2 separate regions of the Homo sapiens genome follow, and region 1 is linked to region 2. Evidence: read pairs that join two places in POLR2A ChIA-PET (ENCODE). Cell type or tissue: Caco-2. All regions are shown on one strand. Links, peaks and the distances in the headings refer to the core of each region. The heading gives the core; the rest is flanking DNA.

Region 1 (11,108 bases), core at 1,666-9,665, 580 kb after region 2:
TGTGAAAACCACCTCTTACTAGAAGCTGATTACCTTCCTTGGGGAGGTAGGTGAGGTAAATTAAGAACATAGATTTGGGGAGAATTCAAAGGATTAGCAGGGGAGCAATACTTGGGCTCTAACTCTAGGGAATAATGCTGATACACAAGGTAAGATTTCTGTCTGAACCACAAAAACAAAAAAATCTGATCATCAGTCTGAAATCAATCTCTTTAAGAGGTTTTAAAGATTCTTCCAGAAATTTGACTAAGTTTTCATTTTACAAGAGACACCTGTTCTCTGAAGCCTCTCCCTCTCCCTTTCCCTTTCCCCCCATAGCTCATGCTATTCCTTGACCCCAACACTCTCTCCATACTGGGCCCCTGCAAAGGCTGTTTAATGTAGCCACTGCCGCCTGTCTCCAATCCCCCTCTGCCTATCCTCCAGGTCTCAGTTAGAATGCCATTCAAACTCCAAGCAACCTTCCCAATAGTCACCTCCTGACTCAGATTATGTTAGGTCCTCTTGTTTTTATTTATTTATTTTTTCGAGATAGGGTCTTGCTCTGTTGCCCTGGCTAGACTGCAGTGATGCAATCTTGGCTCACTGTAGCCTCAACCTCCCAGGCCTAAGCAATTCTCTCACTGCAGCCTCCCAAGTAGCTGGGACTATGGGTGCGTGCCAGCATACCCAGCTAATTTTTTATTTTCCAGTAGAGAATGGGATGACAATTTTTAAATTTTTGTAGAGACAGGTCTCATTATGTTGCCCAGGTTGGTCTTGAACTCCTGAGCTCAAGTGATCCTCTCACCCTGGCCTCCCTATGTGCTGGGATTGCAGGCGTGAGCCACTCTGGCTAGCTTAGGTTTTCTTGTTTTAGACTCTTAACTCCTTACAGTTCTTCATCAGCCCACTCATTACTCTGTTAATGTATTATTTAATATCTTCTGTGACTACTAAAGTAGCCCTGTGGGGACAGCAATCCTTTCTGTCCTAATTACTTCTTAATTATGCTACATCTAGCACAGAGCCTAGCACAGAGCCTGGCACATAGCAGGTGCTCAAAAAATGTTTGTTAATGGATTTACTTGTATCCCTACAGATCATGTACTATCACCTATAGGGTCTCATAACATGGAGGTTTTGCAAATGTTAAAGTCTGTCTCAATCAGGCAAATGTGGCTTAGGGAATCATGCCCATTCTGTGGCATTAACTCTCAAGATGCTATTTTTCTGCACATTTAACATGAACATGGATTTGGACTCTGCTTTCACGGATAAATGAACGAGTCACTCTGGGACATAGCATGGAGTGTTTTCATTGCAAACTCCTACCCGCTGATTGCAGGAGGGGAACCTTGGATAAGTGTCTGATTCTGGGATCTTATGTCTGGAAGGCTGCTTCATTATCTCACATGGGCTGTTCTGAGTGCCAGCGCCCACTATTTACAAGGTCCTTGGGGTGCTCATCTCAAGACTATCATATGAAGTCACCAAAAAAAAAAGTTTTTCTTTCAGTATTAGAAAACTAAATTCTGGCTGGGTGTGGTGGCTCATGCCTATAATCCCAGCACTTTGGGAGGCTGAGGTGGGCAGATCACTTGAGGTCAGGAGTTTGAGACCAGCCTGGCCAACATGGTGAAACCCCATCTCGACTAAAAATACAATAATTAGCCAGGTGTGATGGTGCGTGCCTGTAGTCAGTCCCAGCTACTCGGGAGGCTGAGGCAGGAGAATCACATAAACCCAGGAGCAGAGGTTGCAGTGAGCCGAGATCGTGCCACTGCACTCCAGCCTGGGTGATAATGTGACTTCATTTCAAAAACAAAAACAAAAAAGGAAACCTAAATTCTTTCTTTGGTAAGCACAGACTTCTTACTAATCATCTACTCATCAGACTATGCATTTCTTACCCTTAAAAATTCAACCCTCTAAAAAGAAAAAAAAAAAAAAAACATTTGTATTGTGTGAAAAATAGAAGGTAGGGAATACTTAATGCTGGTCATTTGGGGATTATCAGAGAAATGCTGTATTTCACCAGACCTGTTTGCATAAGGTGCACCGAATTTCAGACATGTTAAATTGTATGTGTGAAGGGCGGGGGATGCATTCTAGTTGATGATATGCAGTAATGCTACAGGAAGAACCCACCACCAGACATTTTCATGAAATCAGTATTAAAAGAGTTTCACTGAAATCATTCAAATACACCTCTGTCATTCTTTTTGGCTGTGGGAGTCCTCTGAGGACATTTGTGCTTACAAACATACAGGGCACTCTGGCCTAGTAAATTAAACAAACACAACAACAATACGTTTGTAAAAACAAAAACAAAGGGGGGTGGCAAGGATTAGCATTTTGATGTCGCTATGTGATGTTCACCCACTTTTCTCCCCCGCCACCGGGTTATGTGCATTTGAGTCATGGTGAAGATGATGCCAACTTACCAAACCTCCTCAGTGAGCCAAGGATTGCTGATCTCTGCTGGGTGACCTGACGCAGAGTCTCTTTCCAAGGCCTCCGTTACCTGAGCTGTGAAATGAAAAAAATAACACTACTGACCCAAAGGCTGGTATTGAGAAGTCCAAAGTTAGTGATCACTAAATGGAACTGGGAGAGCGGGTGAGAAGAAGGAACATGGTGTTTTGCTATTATCACAGGCCGTTGTGTGTGCCTGGAACTACAAGGGAAGCTACATAACCAGGCAATATAGGAAATCTCCACTGGTCACATCATTTTGCCAGCTCTGCAAGACTATTCCGTTTCATATTAATTAAAAGACACTCAAGGAAAGAAAATCTTACTATGACAAAGAGAGAAAGGAGAGCCTCATGCCTGTAATCACAGCACTTTGGAAGGCCGAGGCAGGAGCATCACTTTAAGCCCAGGAATTTGAGACCAACCTGGGCAATATAGTGAGAGCCTATCTCTACAAAAAAATTTAAAATTAGCTGGGCGCCCATGGTCCCAGCTTGTTGGAGGAGCTGAGGCGAGAGGATCACTTGAGCCTAGGAGTTCTGAGGCTGCAGTGAGCTATGATCGTGCACTCCAGCCTGGAAAACAGAGTGAGATCCTTTTTTTTTTTTTTTTTTTTTCAGACGGAGTCTCGCTCTGTCACCCAGGCTGGAGTGCAGTGGCGAGACCTCAGCTCACTGCAACCTCCGTCTCCCAGGTTCAAGCAATTCTCCTGCCTCAGCCTCCCAAGTAGCTGGGATTACAGGCATGCCCCACCATGCCCAGCTAATGTTTTGTATTTTTAGTAGAGACGGGGTTTCACCATGTTGGTCAGGCTGGTCTCGAACTCCTGACCTCATGATCTGCCCGCCTCAGCCTCCCAAAGTGCTGGGATTACAGGCGTGAGCCACGGCGCCCGGCCTGAGATCCTGTCTTTAAAAGAGAGAGAGAGAGGCCAGGCGCAGTGGCTCACACCTGTAATCCCAGCACTTTGGGAGCCCGAGGCAGGTGGATCACCTGAGGTCAGGAGTTCAAGACCAGCCTGACCAATATGGTGAAACCCCATCTCTACTAAAAATACAAAAATTAACCAGGCGTGGTGGTGGGCACCTGTAGTCCCAGCTACTCAGGAGGCTGACACAGGAGAACTGCTTGAACTCGGGAGGCGGAGGTTGCAGTGAGCCAAGATCACGCGATTGCTCTCCAGTCTGGGCAACAAGAGCAAGGCTCCTTCTCAAAAATAAATAAATAAATAAATAAATAAATAAATAAATAAAAGAGAAAGAGAGGGAGAGAAGAGGAAATGTATAAAAAGTGGACTAACAGGGAGGGGAAGCTCACAGGTTTGACCAGGTGCTCGAAACTCCACTCTACTGCTTGCTAGCTGGTTGATCTTGGGCATTTTACTCAGCCTCTCTGAACCTCTGAGTTTTTCTCATCTAATATGGGCCTAATAGTACCCATTTGTTGGAGACATTGTGACAAGAGATATGAAGCCTTTGGGGCCTAGCACACAGAGAAAATGTTCAATGAAGGGCGGCTATGATTATTATGTTCATTTAAAATTCTTTCTGCAGAGGCACATTAAATTCAAAATCATTTAAATCACTATGAGTTGTGTTAGTTTTAAATGTTCCTTCACCTTGGAAGCCCTCTACAGCTGGCTTTTCTGCCTATACACAAATAATATTCTCTAACAATTCAGTTTCATATTTTTAAGTAAATACTTTTTTTTTTTCCAGATGGAGTTTCCCTCTTGTCACCCAGGCTGGAGTGCAGTGGCATGATCTCAGCTCACTGCAACCTCCGCCTCCCGGGTTCAAGTGATTCTCCCACCTTAGCCTCCCAAGTAGCTGGGATTACAGGCATGCACCACCACTCCGGGCTAATTTTGTATTTGTAGTAGAGATGGGGTTTCACCATGTTGGTCAGGCTGGTCTTGAACTCCTGACCTCATGTGATCCACCCGCCTCAGCCTCCCAAAGTGCTGGGATTACAGCAAGTAAATACTTTTGATTAGCTAGGTTCAGTGTAGAAGATTTTATTATACTACTGTTCCACCAAGAATAAATAAAGCTGTGACAAATGTCTCATTCCTGCGATCCCCTCCAAGAAAGACTACAACGTACCTCTTGGATAAGAAAATACTGGGCTATGCTAACTCCTGCAGTCCAGCTCAGTAATCATTTGTTCCAAAGTTCTTCCCAATGCAATGGCCAAATTAACTAAGGTTGAGCTTCTGATTAACATACAGTGCTGGAAGGAACTTTGACCCACAGAAACCTGGCATTTGACTTGCTTCGGTGAGTCCAACCTGTGTCACGAGTGCCTGTTTCAAGGGTAATAAAGGACCTGGCTGTTTGCTTACAGCAAATGGAGGTGGTGCCATGTCATTATACAGCTTTTACCTCTCCTGTCCACCTAACCCTTGGCAAATAAAGTCTGCAGCCCACACATCAGTTTTTGGAGTGATAGAATGAAAAAGGGTATGGATTTCCAAACTGAAAAGCACCTAAGTTCTACCTGGCATTCTGACTAAATGTTAGCTGCTTAAGAAACATGAATATGGTACCAAGATCAAAGGGACCAGAGTAGAGATCAGGTGTTTGAGCAGGTGCATATTATAACCATCCAAATTGTGCCTCAGTGAACAAACTGCTCTCTCTGCTAGCTCCTGGGTTCCCTTTTAGTGACATGTTATAAAACAGGAATCAGATGCAAGGAACAGACCACAGTACTAGAGAGTTCATGTCTCTTCCTGTTCTAGGATATACAGTGCCCCTCCCTGCCCTGCCAAATTCATAAATTCAAGGTCTAACCCCTAGTATCTCACAATGTGACTATATTTGGAGACAGGGTCTTTAAATGGGTAATTAAGATTAAATGAGGTCACGGGGATGGGCCCTAATGCAATATAACCAGTGTCTTCATAAGAAGAGGAAATTCAGACACAGACAACACAGACCGAGGGATGACTGTGTGAGGGCACAGTGAGTGGGCAGCCATCTGCAAGCCAGGCAGAAAAGCCTCCAGGTAAACAAACCCTGCTGTCACCTTGATCTTGGACTTCCAGCCTCCACAACCATGAGAAAATAAATGTCTGCTGTTAAAGCCACTTGGTCCATGGTATTTTGTTATGGCAGCCTAAACAAAGAAATACACTGCCCCTCCCCACATCCCCCAACCTCATCTCCCAGGACCAGATGAGTCGCAGATGAGTAAGGAGGTCAAGGGCATGATAATCAGAGTGGATTAACTGTGCAATTAAACAGTGGTAAACAGGAGAGCACATGCTCTATCCAAAGGTATCAAATTCAAAAAACTTAAAATACTATGAGGCCATACAAAAGACGGCTATGGCTTGATGATGCCCTTCAGGTTGCAATTCCTGAGCTAAACCATTACAGTATGATATTTAAAAACACCCATTATTAATGCTTTCAACAAATATGAAATGAATGCCTCCTACAGGCCAGGCCCTATGCCAGGCAATGGCAATAGCAGTGGTGAATATGTTCTCTGCCTTTGTGGTATTACAGTGTGGATAGTGAGTCCAGGTGCTGAGCTGGGCTAGAAATGTCAAGTTGAGAAGACAAAGTCATTGCCCTCCAGGAGGGTACAGATTAGTGGAGCACAGAGTTGGGACGAGACCATTATAAAACAACGTGACACCAGCTCTAATCCACAAGGGGCCCTGGAAGCTGGGAAGAAGATGATCCCATGTCTGTGTCAATCAGGGAACATGTGAGCCAAGTCCTGAAGGATGAATAACAGTTTACCCGGCAGACACATCTGAAAGACAAGAGGGCATTTTCCAGACAGAACAGTCAGTTCCTGGTGCAGGGACATAAGAGCGTACAGGATCTCTGGAGAACGACAATGAGCTGAGCACAGCCAGGGTGAAGACGGGCAGGGGAGAGCAACAGGACGTGCCGCTGCCAAGGCAAGGAACCAGGAGCCCACATTTGATTGCCGAGGGAGCCATCGGAGAATTTTAATCAGGAAGGTGACATCACCAGAACTGCATGTTAGAAGGATCACTCTGACCACAATGCAGAGGAGGGCTAAAGGCAGGGCGACCTGTCTGGAGACAAAGAAGGCAGGAAATAGGGAAACAGACATAGGGATGCTTGCCGGTCAAGGTCAGTCATCATGGCGTTCAGCTGCAGCCACGGGTGACACTGCCCAAGGGCATTATGTAGGGAAAGAGAAGCCCTGGCTTTTAAATCTGAGTACATATTACTTTTTTTTTTTTGAGACAGAGTTTTGCTCTTGTCACCCAGGCTGTAGTGCAATGGCACCATCTCGGCTCACTGCAACCTCTGCCTCCTGGATTCAAGGGATTCTCCTGCCTCAGCCTCCCAAGTAGCTGGGATTACAGGCACATGCCACCATGCCAGTTAATTATTGTATTTTTAGCCGAGACAGGGTTTCACCATGTGGGCCATACTGGTCTTAAACTCCTGAGCTCAAGTGATCCGCCCAACTTGGCCTCCCAAAGTGCTGGGATTACAGGCATGAGCCACTGTGCCTGGCCTGGGTACATATTATTATGATCAATGAGAAAATGAGTTTCTTAAGAAACTTTTAATTTCACTTATCCTCATCAGGAAACTAACCTTACTCATTCTTTTTATCAATCAAAAGCCACACATGACTGTACCTCAGTTTCTTTTTTTTTGGGGGGGGGGACACAGAGCCTTGCTCTGTTGCCCAGACTAGAGTGCAGTGGCATAATCTGCAACCTCCGCCCCCTGGGTTCAAGCGATTCTCCTGCCTCAGCCTCCCGAATAGCTGGAACTACAGGCACGCACCACCGTGCCCAGCTAATTTTTGTATTTTTAGTAGAGACAGGGTTTCACCATGTTAGCCAGGCTGGTCTCAAACTTCTGACCTCAAGTGATCCACCTGCCTCTGCCTCCCAAAGTGCTGGGATTACAGGCGTGAGCCACCACGCCCAGCCAGTACCTCAGTCTCCCTCTTATTTTCCTCAGTCTGTAAGTAAGGATAATAATAGCACTTCCCTTAGAGGGAGGATTCCTTAAGTTAAATAATACGAGTACATAGGTGCAATAAATGTTTTTTTTGTTTGTTCGTTTTTTTTTTTTTTTTGAGATGAAGTCTCGCTCTGTGGCCCAGGCTGGAGTACAGTGGCATGATCTCGGCTCACTGCAACCTACGCCTCCCGGGTTCAAGCAATTCTCCTGCCTCAGCCTCCCAAGTAGCTGGGATTACAGGTGTGTGGCACCATGCCCAGCTAATTTTTTTTTGAGACGGAGTCTCACTCTGTCGCCCAGGCTAGAGTGCAGTGGCGCAATCTCAGCTCACTGCAACTTCCGCCTCCCGGGTTCAAGCAATTCTCCTGCCTCAACCTCCCAAGCAGCTGGTATTACAGGCGTGTGCCACCACGCCTGGCTAATTTTTGTATTTTTAGTAGAGACAGGGTTTCACCATGTTGGTCTCGAACTCCTGACCTTGTGATCCACCCGCCTCGGCCTCCCAAAGTGCTGGGATTACAGGTGTGAGCCACCGTGCGCAGTAATAAATGTTAAATACAGCAGAAATAAATATTAAAGAACAAATGGGAAATTAATGATTGTTCAGTTAATGACAGTTCTCCCTCTCCATGAATATTAGCCAGAGGATAACCACCACCACAGCCACAAAGGGTCAAACCCAACAGAGCTGTCTTGGAACGAAGCTGGGTTTGATTTCCTTGCATCTCTCCCGAATTCTCACATGGTCTCCTACACAAGACCATAAATTTTGTGCATGATCATTACTTTAAAGTTATAAAATGCTTTGTGTCAGGTAAAATGTTCTCAACGATTAAAGATTAAAGGGGATGTGGGGCCTTCGAGGGGAGACTGACTGCAGAGGGGCATGAGAAAACTTTCCAGAGATGTTAGTTCCTACATCTTGATTGGGGTAGTGGTTTCACAGCTGGATACATGTGTTAAAAGTCACCACTGAAAATGTGGGAAGTTTATCATACGTAATTTTTTTTTGAGACAGAGTCTCACTCTGTCGCCCATGCTGGAATGTAGTGCTATGATCTCAGCTCACTGCAACCTCATCCTCCTGGGTTCAAGTGATTCTCCTGCCTCAGCCTCCAGAGTAGCTGGGACTACAGGTGCCCAGCACCATGCCCGGCTAATTTTTGTGTTTTTAGTAGAGATGGAGTTTCACCATGTGGGCCAGGCTGGTCTCAAACTCCTGACCTCAAGTGATCCGCCCACCTCAGCTTCCCAAAGTGCTGGGATTACAGGTGTGAGCCACCGCGCCTGGCCCTATCATATGTAAATTATACCTTAATAAAGATTGAAGGGACGGAAGATAGAGGAAAAAGGGATTCAAGGGGAAATGGGTATTTATATTCCAGAGAAGGAAAAAATAGATATGCATGAAGAAACTCGTCTTAAAACTTTTAATTTCCAAAATCATTCTCTCTTTGAATAGATGAAACTGTCAAGGAATGCAAAAAAAAAAAAACTTCCTTATGCAAGAAACATTTTGAAAAATTTAGACATCTTCCCCCTCTCATTATCCTGTAACTAACAAACAGCACTTTTTTACCCCTAGGTTCACTGAACAAGCTGCCCTCTTGTGGTTCTGATATATTTCCTGAGCACAAAAGTGGGCTGTTAGGAAGCTGTGTAGGTAGCAAGCCCAGCCTGCCCACAAATATTTGTCAAGGTAACTGAGAGTGAATGTTCTGACCTGCTTCTACATGAGAGGTATACACACATCACTATGGGCTTGGGTCACAGTTACAAAAGAATGAAGAAAATACGGTGGCCACAAAATACATATGGTTCGAGGCTGACAAATTCAAAAGACAATTTAATCTCTGTTTACTTTGCTGCTTAATTTTAAGGCCCTTTAGTACATACTTTCACTTTTGCAACGTGGAATCAGCATATCAGAAGCAAGCACGTCTCAAACAAGGTCAGGGCAAAGAAAGCAGAACTGCAAACTCCGATTCTACCATCTGTGAATATATTCAATATTCCCAAGATATCTTTGTACAAAGAAAGAAAACAACAAAACAAAGTAAACAAATAGTACCTAATAAAAACAATCCTGCATTTTATTAACATTGGCAAGCAGAATCCAGATCTCTAATAAAATAACAAGCACTTTTAAAAAAGAAAGGAAAGGAGGGAAGAAGGAAGTACACAAGGAAGAGGGAGGGAGGGAGAATCAAATAGCGTACTTTTCTTTTTTTTTTTTTTTTTGAGACAGAGTCTCGCTCTCTTGCCCAGGTTGGAGTGCAGTGGTGGGATCTCGGCTCACTGCAGCTTCCGCCTCCCGGGTTCAAGTGATTCTCCTGCCTCAGCCTCCCAAGTACCTGGGATTACAGGAGCGTGCCACCACATCCAGCTAACTTTTGTATTTTTAGTAGAGACAGGGTTTCACTATGTTGGCCAGGCTAGTCTCGAACTCTTGACCTCAAGTGATTCACCTGCCTTGGCCTCCCAAAGCGCTGGGAATTACAGGTATGAGTCACTGCATAGCCACAGCATAATTTTCAAAAGTTACACTAAAAGAAGACAAAAGATGACACAGGCATTGACTCAAAAACTGGAAACATTTTCTCTTCTAGAGAGCAATCCATCTTTATACAAGACCTTGTTTAAAAGAAAAACATAGAGGCCCTAAGACTTTTTTAAAGATAAGGATTTAGGGGCTAGGTGCGGTGGCTCACACCTGTAATCCCAGCACTTTGGGAGGCTGAGGCAGGTGGATCACGAGGTCAGGAGATGGAGACCACCCTGGCTAACATGGTGAAACCCTGTCTCTACTAAAAATACAAAAAATTAACAGGGCATGGTGGCGGGCACCTGTAGTCCCAGCTACTCAAGAGGCTGAAGCAGAAGAATTGCTTGAACCTGGGAGGTGGAGGTTGCAGTGAGCTGAGATCCCGCCACTGTACTCCAGCCTGGGCGACAGAGTGAGACTCTGTCTCAAAAATAAATAAATAAATAAATAATAAAAAGATAAAGGATATAAATAAAAATGGGCTCTGTATTTCAACTATTGACGTGTTAAAAATTCATCTAGTCCAGATCCTGCAGTAGCAGGTGGGCTAAATTAATTTGAACCAGGGGTAGACTCATTTCTGTATATGGCTGCCGAATCCACATTCTGATAGATCAATCTTTCTTTTTAAACACGGTCACGTCACTTCCCTTCTCAAAACCCTCCAATGGCATGTCCTCACACTTGGAATAAAATCCAGAGTCCTTCCCCAGGTTCCCTCTAGGAGCCTGCATAGCGTGGCTTGGCTGTGCTCCATTCCCTGCTGTTCATTCTCCATCAACCTCACAGTGCTGGCTATACCACTGGCCTTCTGGCCGTTTCTTAAACAAACCAGCTCATCCTCTTCTCCTGCCTTGGCACTCACTGTCGGCCCCACCTGGAATTTCCTTTCCCAGCCTTTACACCACCCCCCATCCTAGCTCTCTCCCTGACTGAATTCAGGTCTTTGCTCAAATGCCATCTCCTCCAAGAAGTCTTCTCTGACAACTTTCTTTTCTTTTTTCTTTTTTTTTTTGAGACGGAGTCTCACGCTGTCACCCAGGCTGGAGTGCAGTGGCACGATCTTGGCTCACTACAACCTCCGCCTCCCGGGTTCAAGTGATTCTCCTGCCTCAGCCTCCCGAGTAGCCGGG
Region 2 (11,108 bases), core at 2,147-10,146:
AAGTTCAAGTGATTCTCCTGCCTCAGCCTGAAATTAGCTATTTATAAAAATTGATTAACATACAGAATTCAAATTTAACTAACTAACAAACATGGTACTTCATATACTTTTCATGGGACAAAAAGAACCACAGAGAAATTCTGTAAAGGATACTGGTAAAGTAGCTCTGTATTTAGACTGTGTTTACAGTAGGGTAGTACAAATAACCTTATGGATGTTAGAGGAAATCCAGGTTTTGCCTGTAGAAGACAGAAATATGGAATGGAGGAAGCTTAGAAGTACTCTGTGCTAGAGGTTCAAATGGAGGTAACAGACTGAACTCATGGCTGACTGGCTGATTAAATTATGTAAATAAGGGGGATGTATTTCTCAGCCCTATATACTGAAAGGGCCTGAAGAAATTATATCATAATAGCAATGCAAGCCAGACTCAGAGGCTTATGCCTATAATCCCATCACTTTCGGAGGCTGAGGTGGGAGGATGGCTTGAGGCCAAAAGTTCAAGACCAGCCTGATCAACGTAGAGCGACCCCCAAAACTACAACAAATTTAAAAAGTACATGGTGGGGTTTTGCGCCTGTAGTCCCATCTACTCCAAAGGCCAAGACAAGAGGATCACTTGAACCCAGAAGGTGCAGTGAGCCGAGATTGTGCCAGTGCACTCCAGCCTGGGCTATAGAGCAAGACTCCATCTCAAAAAATAATAATAAAATATGCCCTGGTGTGGTGGCTCACACCTATAATCCCAGCACTTTGGGAGACCAGCCTGGCCAACATGGTGAAACACATAAAAATTAGGTGGGCATGGTGGCACATGCCTGTAATCCCAGCTACTTGGGAGGCTGAGGCAGGACAATCGCTTGAACTTGGGGGACAGAGGTTGCAGTGAGCCGAGGTCGTGCCACTGCACTCCAGCCTGGGTGACAGAAAGACTCTGTCTCAAAAAATAATAATAATAATAATAAAATAATAATTTAAAAGTACACATGGTTAGCATACTTTGACTTGTCACAAGAGCTCCTGTGGTAGACTAATCATGGCTACAAATTCTTTCCTGCTTCTATTGAGAGGTAAGGCTCATCTTTTTTCTCCCCTTGAGTATGAGCTGGGTTATGACAACAGTACTTTCTTTTAACCAATAGAGTAAGGTAGAGGTGATAATGCCATTTCTGGACCAATTTCTGGCAACCTCCTCCATGGTGTCTTGGAACCCTTAGCCCAACTACTCTGCTAGAAAGACTATGTGGAAAACCCTAAAACTACATCTTACAGAAAAGAACCCAGCTGGGTCCAGCCTTTCAGCTGTTCCCACTAAGGTATCAAGCGTTTAAGTAAAGCCACTGTGGATCATCTAGACCAATCTAGTCACTAGTTGAATACCAATGAGTGAGCCCAGTAGCCATGTGTAGCAGACGCAAGCTAAACCCTGCCTGAATTCCCGATCCACAAAACTGTGAGACAATAAGAAAAGTTGCTCACAATTGCTAAAAAGTGGAAACAATTCAAGTGTTCACTGACAGAGAAACAAAATGTGGTACATACATACAATGGAATATTATTCAGCTTTAAAAGGGAAGGAAGTAATAACACATGCTATAATACGGATGAACCTTAAAGGTATATGCTAAGTGAAATAAGCCAATCACAAAATGACAAATATTGTATGATTTCAATTATTTGAGAGTAAGGTAATCGCTTCTGAGCCTTTTGGCTAAGATCAAGTGGAGAGTAAGTCAAAGTCATCTAGACAAAAAGCAGAATGGTTGTTGCCAGGAGCTGGGGAAGGGAAAAATGAGGAGTTAAGAGTTTAATGGGTAGAGTTCCAGTTGGGGAAGATGAAAAATTCTGGAGATGAATGGTGGTGATGGTTTCACAACAATGTGAATGTACCTAATGCCAAAGAACTGTACACTTAAAAATGATTAAAGTGATAAATTTTATGTTATGTATATTTTACCATAATGAAAATTTTAAAATACCTTTTAAAAAGTTTGTTACACAGCAACAGATAACCAGAACAGTTCTACACAAACAGAAGTCTGAAATAAGAACTATACTGCACTAAGCCTCCCTTCACAAATGTACACTGGCTATTATTTTAGGACATGATTTTAAGAAATCTTGCCTCCCCATTTAATTTTTAATGTTCTGAGCAGAATCTTCTGCAATACAAATATTAAAACATATGAACAGAACTCAGAGTTAAAATTATATACTTAATTACATGCAAAATTATCACACTGTGTAGCAATGAGGGATAAATAAAAATCATTCATGGAAGTAAAAATAATTACAACCAAACCAGTACTTCAGGGGTCCTCCTGGAGGAAAGCAAAGGGAAAGAATTATGGCCGTCCTGCCCTTAATCTGTTCATCACCTCTAACAAGGTTTGTGAGGAAAGGGGGATGGCCCTACGTTAATATCAATTCCACCATATCCTAATTCCCACTAAACCATCAAATAGGCCAGATGAGAATGGTTGATACAGGAAGAAAGATTAGAGAAAATATAAGGAAAATACACCTGGTGGGAAAAAACGAGGATACTTTCACAAAACCCTACTTAATTTTTCGAATTCTTAGCAACAAAACAGTAGGTATTTTTATTTGTTTCTGTGACAGAATAATATAGCAGACCAGGGTAGCTGTATTAATGTCTGGAGCACTGCTCTCTGAGATCAGATAGTTAAGAGAGGAATATAAGAAACAAATTTCAGGCCGGGCATGGTGGCTCATGCCTGTAATCTCAGTCCTTTGGGAGGCCAAGCTGGGTGGATCACTTGAGGTCAGGGGTTCAAGACCAGTCTGGCCAACATGGTGAAACCCCGTCTCTACTAAAAATGCAAAAAATTAGCCGGGTGTAGTGGTGGGTGCCTGTAATCCCAGTTACTCGGGAGGCTGAGGCAGAATTGCTTGAACCTGGGAGGTGGAGGTTGCAGTGAGCTGAGATTTTGCCACTGCACTCCAGCCTGGGAAACAAGAGTGAAATTCCCTTTCAAAAAATAAAGAAAAAAAAAATTTCAGGCTGGGTGTGGTGGCTCACGCCTGTAATCCCAGCGCTTTGGGAGGCCGAGGTGGGTGGATCACTTGAGGTCAGGAGCTCGAGACCAGCCTGGCCAACAAGATGAAACTCCATTTCCACCAAAATATAAAAAGTTAGCTAGGTGTGGTGGCACGCACCTGTAATCCCAACTACTCAGGAGGCTGAAGCAGGAGAATTGCTTGAACCTGGGAGACAGAGGTTGCAGTGAGCCAAGAGCTTGCCACTGTACTCTAGCCTGGGCAACAGAGTGAGATTCCATCTCAAAAAGAAAAGAAAAGAAACAAATTTCACTCTATCCATCCCTCCGTTTAAAAATCAAGAAATGCCTGGCGTGGTGGCTTATGCCTGTAATCCCAACACTTTCGGAAGCCGAGGTGGGTGGATCACGAGGTCAGGGGTTCGAGACAAGCCTGACCAACATGGTGAAACCCCGTCTCTATTAAAAATACAAAATATTAGCCAAGCCTGGTGGTGCACGCCTGTGACCCCAGCTACTCAGGAGGCTGAGGCAGGCGAATTGCTTGAACTCAGGAGGCGGAAGTTGCAGTGAGCCAAGATCGCGCCACTGCACTCCAGCCTGGGCGACAGAGCAAGACTCCATCTCAAAAAATAAATAAATAAAATAAAAATAAAAAGGCCAGGCACAGTGGCTCTCTCCTGTAATCCCAGAACTGTGGGAGGCCAAGGCAGGCAGATTATGAGGTCAGGAGTTCGAGACCAGCCTGGCCAACATGGTGAAACCCCGTCTCTAACTAAAAATACAAAAATTAGCTGGGTGTGGTGGCAGAAGCCTGTAGTCCCAGCTACTCAGGAGGCTGAGCTGAGATTGCGCCACTGCACTCCAACCTGGCAACAGACCGAGAGACTCCATCTTAAAAACAAACAAACAAACAAACAAAAAAAACACCAATAATTATCAAGGCCCTCTTACCTCCAAAGTAGCAAGAAAGAAAGAAACAAAGTATGTGTATAGTAAATAGCTCTGTAGTAATCCATGATATAGGATATACTACATAACTAACTTAATTCCATTAAGCCCTTTATGGAATTTGCACAGCTATTTATAAGTGTATTTTATTTTTTTAATTTTTATTGTAAATGAGGTTTTGCCATATTGCCCAAGCTGGTCTCAAACTCCTGAGCTCAAGTGATCTGCCCGTTTCAGCCTCCCAAAGTGCTGGAAATACAGGCATAAGCCAGAGGACACCAGACCTATAAGTGTATTTTAAATGTCACTTATTAGATGTGAACCCTGTATTAGTTTCAGAACCCACAACTATATGGGAGGATGGCTATTTGTGATTCTTTTTTTTTTTTTTTGAGATGGAGTTTCGCTCTTGTTGCCCAGGCTGGAGTGCAATGGTGCTTAGATTACTTAATTATAATATTAATTTTTTTTTTTTTTTTGAGACAGAGTTTCACTGTTGTTGCCCAGGCTGGAGTGCAATGGCACCATGTCGGCTCACCACAACCTCCGCCTCCTGGGTTCAAGCGATTCTCCTGCCTCAGCCTCCTGAGTAGCTGAGATTACAGGCATGCGCCACCACACCCGGCTAATTTTATATTTTTAGTAGAGACAGGGTTTCTCCACGTTGGTCAGGCTGGTCTCGAACTCCCGACCTCAGGTGATTCACCCACCTCGGCCTTCCAAAGTGCTGGGATTACATGCATGAGCCACTGTGCCCGGCCTGTAATATGAATTTTTTAAAAAATCACTTGCTCAGTGTATGCTTTTACTTTTTTTTTTTCTCGTGACAGAGTCTTGCCCTGTCCCCCAGGCTGGAGTGCAGTGGCGTGATCTCGGCTCACTGCAACCTCTGCCTCCCAGGTTCAAGGGATTCTACTGCCCCAGCCTCCTGAGTAGCTGGGATTACAGGCATGTGCCACCACACCCAACTAATTTTATATTTTTAGTAGAAACGGGGTTTCTCCATGTTGGTCAGGCTGGTCTTGAACTCCTGACCTCAGGTGATCCGCCCGCCTAGGCATCCCAAAGTGCTGGGATTACAGGCGTAAGCCACCGTGCCAGCTATTTGTGATTCTTAATGTAACAATGATACTAAACTATTGGCCATCCTTCCACATAGCTAACTTTAGTATGGTTTTAATATTTGTCAATTAATATATAATTGTAACTTCTATTATCTAAGTAGCAGAAGTTAATGACACTTTTCAGCTTTAGGTGACTAGCGTTGTTCACAACCTATCAAATGGTCAGTTTCTTCACCTGAAAAATTAGAACAGAAATACATAACCTCTGAACTACCTGTTGACTCCAAAATTCTAAGTACTGTACCTATGTTACCATCTCTAAGACACAAACTCCTTAGTTTGAAAAGTCCTAGCCAGGCAGAGTGGCTCACGCCCTAATCCCAGCACTTTGGGAGGTCGAGGTGGGTGGATTACCTGAGGTCACCAGTTCGAGACCAGCCTGACCAACATGGTAAAACCCCGTGTCTACTAAAAATACAAAGTTAGCCAGGCGTGGTGGTGGATGCCTATAATCCCAGCTATTCAGGAGGCTGAGGCAGGATAATCACTTGAACCCAGGAAGCAGAGGTTGCAGTGAGCCGAGATCAGGCCATTGCACTCCAGCCTGGGCAACAAGAGCAAAACTTGGTCTCAAAAAAAAGGAAAGTCCTTAGCTGCAATTTGAAATTTTTTCAAATTATCCTTTACTTTCAAAAATAAAAATATTTCTCTAATTCAGTATTAATACAAAATATTCATTCATTCACTTAACAAGTATTTGTTCAGCACCCAATTATGTGCCAGGCATTAAGCTTGGCACTGAGAGGAATGAAAAACAGACACGGTATCTGTATTAATAAGGTTTACAGAGAAGCTAAAGAGACAAACCAAATAAATGTATGGATAAATGTAATATGAAGGAGTTGAAGGGTATGTAATGTAGAATCTTTTTTTTTTTTTTTTGAGACAGAGTCTCGCCCTGTTGCCCAGGCTGGAATGCAGTGATGTGATCTCGGCTCCAAGAAAAAGGGTTTCACTATGTTGGTCAGACTGGTCTCGAACTCTTGACCTCGTGATCCACCCACCTTGGCCTCCCAAAGTGCTGGGATTACAGGCGTGAGCCACCGCGCCCAGCCTGTAATGTAGAACCTTAAAGGCTTCCCTTAAGAAGTAACAAATGAATGACAAATGAACACATGGGCTATTTAATGTAAGGAACCTGTCTAGACAGAAATAAACATGGCATGTTCAGGAAACCAACCGAAGACCACTGTGGCCTGACATAACAAAAATAGGTAAAGTAATGCCCTGGAAACAGGAATGAAAAGCTCTAGTATAGGAAAACATATCTTAGCTCTTTCAAAGACATACTCTAAGAATTATTGTCAACGAAGCTTCAAAGCTTCACAATAGTTTCTCTCAAATGCTTAAAAAAAAAAAAAAAGCTGTCCTTTTTCTCCCTACAAAAGACCAAACTCACTCTCATTCTCTTCACATTTCACTGTAATGTCTTCAACTACATGATAAAAGTTACAACTTTTTAGTTCTACTTAGTTTAGATTCCTTAGAAGAAAGCAACTATATAACAACCAAAGTAAATATGGCGTTATTGCCCCTGCCCTCTGCCACTAAACTGCCCTGTGACTGATTTTGGTAAAGGTTACTTGAATACTTTGGCCTAACTTTCATTATCTGTGAAGTAAGAGGAGGTTCCAGAATTTCCTTTAAGATCCTTCTAATTCTAAGATTATGGTTCCACTGTAAAACCGCTTGTTCCTTTTTTTTTTTTTTTTTTTTTTTTTAAGACAAGGTCTCACTCGGTCACCCAGGCTGGAGTGCAGTGGTAGGATCACGGTTCACTGCAGCCCTGACCTTCCTGGGCTTGAGTGATCCTCCCACCTCACCCTCCTGAGTAGCTACGACCATATTTGCATTTTTTGTAGAGATAGGTTTTTGTCATGTTGCCCAGGCCTATCTCAAATTCCTGGGCTCAAGTGTTCCTCCCACCTTGACCTCCTGAAGTGCTGGGATTACACAGGCATGAGCCACCACACCCAGCCTTGTTCCATTCTTGAAAACTGACGAGAACAGGACCAAACACCGCTGAATTCCTTTGTAATTGCCTTTAAGATGTTTTTTGTTTTGTTTTGTTTGTTTGTTTTCGAGACAGAGTCGCGCTTTGTCACCCAGGCTGGAGTGCAGTGGTGGGATCTTGGCTTACTGCAAGCTCCGCCTCCTGGGTTCATGCAATTCTGCCTCAGCCTTCCAAGTAGCTGGGACTACAGGCCCCGCCACCACGCCTGGATAATTTTTTTGTATTTTTAGTAGAGATGGGATTTCACCTGTGTTAGCCAGGATGGTCTCGATCTCCTGACCTCATGATCCACCCGCCTCGGCCTCCCAAAGTGCTGAGATTACAGGCGTGAGCCACCGCACCGGGCCTGCCTTTAAGGTCTTTTTTAATGAGACAGAGTCTCACTCTGCTGTCACCCAGGCTATAGTGCAGTGGCATAATGCCTCACTGCAACCTCTGCCTCCTGGGTTTAAGTGATTCTCATGCCTCAGCCACAGGAGTAGCTGAGATTACAGAGGTGTGCCACCACACCTGGCTAATTTTTGTATTTTTAGTAGAGATGGGGTTTCACCATGTTGGCCAGGCTGGTCTCGAACTCCTGAGCTCAAGAGATCCACCTGCCTTGGCCTCCCAAAGGGCTAGGATTACAAGCATGAGCCCCTGCGTCCGGGCTTAAGCTCTCTTTGTGTTTGTACAGCATTTCAACACTGTTGCTATGTTATAATAATAATAAACTCCTGAATTTATAAAATTATCAATAACTAAGATTCTAATAAAAAAACAAAATTTCAAAAATACTTAAGTATTGTTAAAAATCTACATTTCCAATGAGACATAATACTTTAAAGAAGGATCCCTAATTAAGTACAAAGTCAAAATAGAAAGGAAGGCAGAAGAAATACAAAATCAAAAGAATTTTTCAGAAAACATTTTGGCAGTAGGACATTGAAGTTGGTTGATATGAACGTCGATTTTAACTTCCAAAAGAACTCATAACAAATGGATAATCAAACTCGATGCTCATTCTCCACTGGATTGTATGTCCATTTATAGTTAACAGTACTTCTGATAATCGATTTTCAAACAGAAAATGTACATAAGTAGTCATAACTTTCCCAACACACCTTAAAAAAATAATATTGAGACACGGTTGGCTGGGCGCGGTGGCTCACGCCTGTAATCCCAGCACTTTGGGAGGCCGAGGTGGGCGGATCACGAGGTCAAGAGTTCGAGACCAGCCTGACCAACATAGTGAAACTCCGTCTCTACTAAAAATACAAAAATTAGCTGGGCATAGTGGCACGCACCTCTAATCCCAGCTACTTGGGAGGCTGGGGCAGGAGAATCGCTTGAACCCGGGAGGCGGAGTTTGCAGTGAGCCAAGATTGCACCACTGCATTCCAGCCTGGGCGACAGGGCGAGACTCCGTCTCAAAAAATAAATAAATAAATAAAAAATAAAAATAAAATTGAGACAGGGTCTATGTTGCCCAGGTCTGAACCTCCTGGGCTCAAATGATCCTCCTGCCTCAGCCCTCAAAATGCTGGGATTACAGGCATGAGCCCCTGTACCCAACCACAACTTTCCTTTTTTTTTTTTTCACTGTTTAAGGAATTTTTTATTAAAAAAAGAATTTTATAATCCAAATTACGCTTCCTTGCTCAGTTATCAATTCTGTTACTTAAAACAGAACTGATATTTTGAGCTATTCCACAGTAAAGATTACAAGGAATGCTTTAAATTTTTGTACTTTGCTGAAAATTATTTTTCCCAGGATCTATAAAACATTAATTTGTCTTTATATTTTATTATTTTTTGTGGGGTTTTTTTTGTTGTTTGTTTTTAAATCAATAAGTAATCTAGGACTAATATTATGTTTGCTAGACCTGGCATTTGCTCGGTACATAATGTTCAAAGTTTCCTTTCCTTTTTAAATTTATTTTATATTTTGCAATTTTTTTTTCCATATTTAAGTTTTTCGATGTTTAGATATTTTTCTTTGGTGAAGCACAAGTTTCTTTTCGTGGTCTCTGATCAATTTTAAACAGCAGGAACACCAATGGCACTGTTAACTGCTTTCTGGGTAGCCTCTTTAGCTTGGTGGGCTTGTAATATAGCTAGCTTCATGAACCTTAGAACAGAGTGACTCTGGACTCTCGAGCATATGAACATTTGCTTTTGCTCTTGAGGGGCAGATGCCAACATGGAAGCAGTCAAAGGTTCCTGACCTTGTACATGAACAGCAGGCTGTTGCATTGTAACTTGTGGCTGTGCATTAAGATGTTGCTGAGGATTGCGAACTCCCGCAGCATATTTATACTGTGGAACGGTGTGGACAGCAGGAGTAGCTGCAGCCAGCAGATACCAGGGTGTTAATATTTACGTGAAAAATCTTGATGATAGTATTGATGATGAACGTCTCCAGAAAGAGTTTTCTCCATTTGGTACAATCACTAGTGCAAAGGCTATGATGGAGGGTGGTCACAGCAAAGGGTTTGGTTTCGTATGTTTCTCCTTCCCGGAAGAAGCCACTAAAGCAGTTACAGAAATGAACGGTAGAACTGTGGCCACAAAACCATCGTATGTAGCTTTAGCTCAGCGCAAAGAAGAGTGCCAGGCTCACTTCACTAACCAGCATATGCAGAGAATGGCAAGTGTACGAGCTGTGCCCAACCATGTAATCAACCCCTACCAGCCAGCACCTCCTTCAGGTTACTTCATGGCAGCTATTCCACAGACTCAGAACCGTGCTGCAAGACCGGGCGCGGTGGCTCACGCCTGTAATCCCAGCACTTTGGGAGGCCAAGAGGGGCAGATCACGAGGTCAGGAGATCGAGACCATCCTGGCTAACACGGTGAAACCCGTCTCTACTAAAAAAATACAAAAAATTAGCCGGGCATGATGGCGGGCGCCCGTGGTCCCAGCTACTCGGGAGGCTGAGGCAGGAGAATGGCGTGAACCCGGGAGGCGGAGCTTACAGTGAGCCGAGATCGCACCCACTCCAGCCTGGGCGACAGAGCGAGACTCTGTCTCAAAAATAAATAAAAACCGTGCTGCATACTCTCCTCCTAGCCAAACTGCTCTACTGAGACCAAGTCCTCGCTGGACTGCTCAGGGTGCCAGACCTCATCCATTCCAATATGCCAGGTGCTATCCCCAAGCTGCTCCTATACCACCACTTAATACTATGAGACCAGCTTCTTCACAGGTTCCATGAGTCATGTCAACAGAGCGGTTGCTAACACATCAACTTTCCATTTTTTAACCAAATTATCCAACATTAGAATTCAAGGTTTCAATATTCTTAATTTGAAAACAATAAATATTAACGATCCATCAATTGTTTAAGTTTTATATTTCATAATTTCTCACTCCCAAAACAGTGTAACTTTTAGAAGCATCAATCAAGCAGCTCAATTCATGTATAATCTTTAGTATCAATATTTGCTTTATTTATTTTATTTTACTTTTTTGAGATGAAGTTTCACTCCTGTTGCCCAGGCTGGAGTGCAATGGCGCGATCTCCGCTCATCAAAACTTCCGCCTCCCGGGTTCAAGCGATTCTCCTGCCTCAGCCTCCCAGTAGCTAGGATTACAGGTATGCGCCACCACGCCCAGCTAATTTTGTATTTTTAGTAGAACTCCAGACCTCGGGTGATTTGCCTGCCTCGGCCTCCCGAAGTGCTGGGATTACAGGCTGGAGCCACCACACCAGGCCCAAGATTTGTTTTAATGAAAGGGGCTGGGAGCAGTGGCTCACACCTGTAATCGCAGCATATTGGGAGGCCGATGCAGGCAGATCATTCGAAGTCAGGAGATCGAGACCAAAGTGACCAACATAGTGAAATCCCATCTCTACTAAAAATACAAAAATTAGCTGGGCGTGGTGGCAGGCACCTGTAATCCCAGCTACTAGAGAGGCTGAGGCAGAATTGCTTGAACCCGGGAGGTGGAGGTTGCAGTGGGCCGAGACGCGCCACTGCACTCCAGCCTAGGTGACAGAGCAAGACTCCGTCTCA

The links. Peaks named below come from ENCODE experiments on the same cell type or tissue, not always from the same donor. Only the 100,000 strongest peaks of a DNase experiment are listed, where the experiment ranks them.
Region 1: POLR2A ChIA-PET joins it to region 2 with 11 read pairs; 3 of 35 experiments call an interaction of 5 or more read pairs at or near these places.

Annotation. Positions count from the first base shown.
Region 1 is chr4:40,541,996-40,553,103 of GRCh38, forward strand. RBM47 (RNA binding motif protein 47) reads right to left here. Exons shown (of 7, transcript NM_001098634.2): 2 at 2,427-2,511. Among named protein-coding and RNA genes, the nearest start is that of MIR4802, 45 kb to the left of the region's middle. RefSeq lists a silencer at 9,033-9,122. In Caco-2, for the core only: a CTCF peak has its summit at 9,015 (motif pointing left); DNase peaks (open chromatin) are centred at 4,756 and 9,086.
Region 2 is chr4:39,964,000-39,975,107 of GRCh38, forward strand. The region is part of intron 2 of PDS5A (PDS5 cohesin associated factor A); the gene reads right to left. It also overlaps the pseudogene PABPC1P1. Among named protein-coding and RNA genes, the nearest start is that of PDS5A, 8.4 kb to the right of the region's middle. RefSeq lists a silencer at 6,790-7,084. In Caco-2, for the core only: no CTCF peak of the experiment used is centred there; a DNase peak (open chromatin) is centred at 6,972.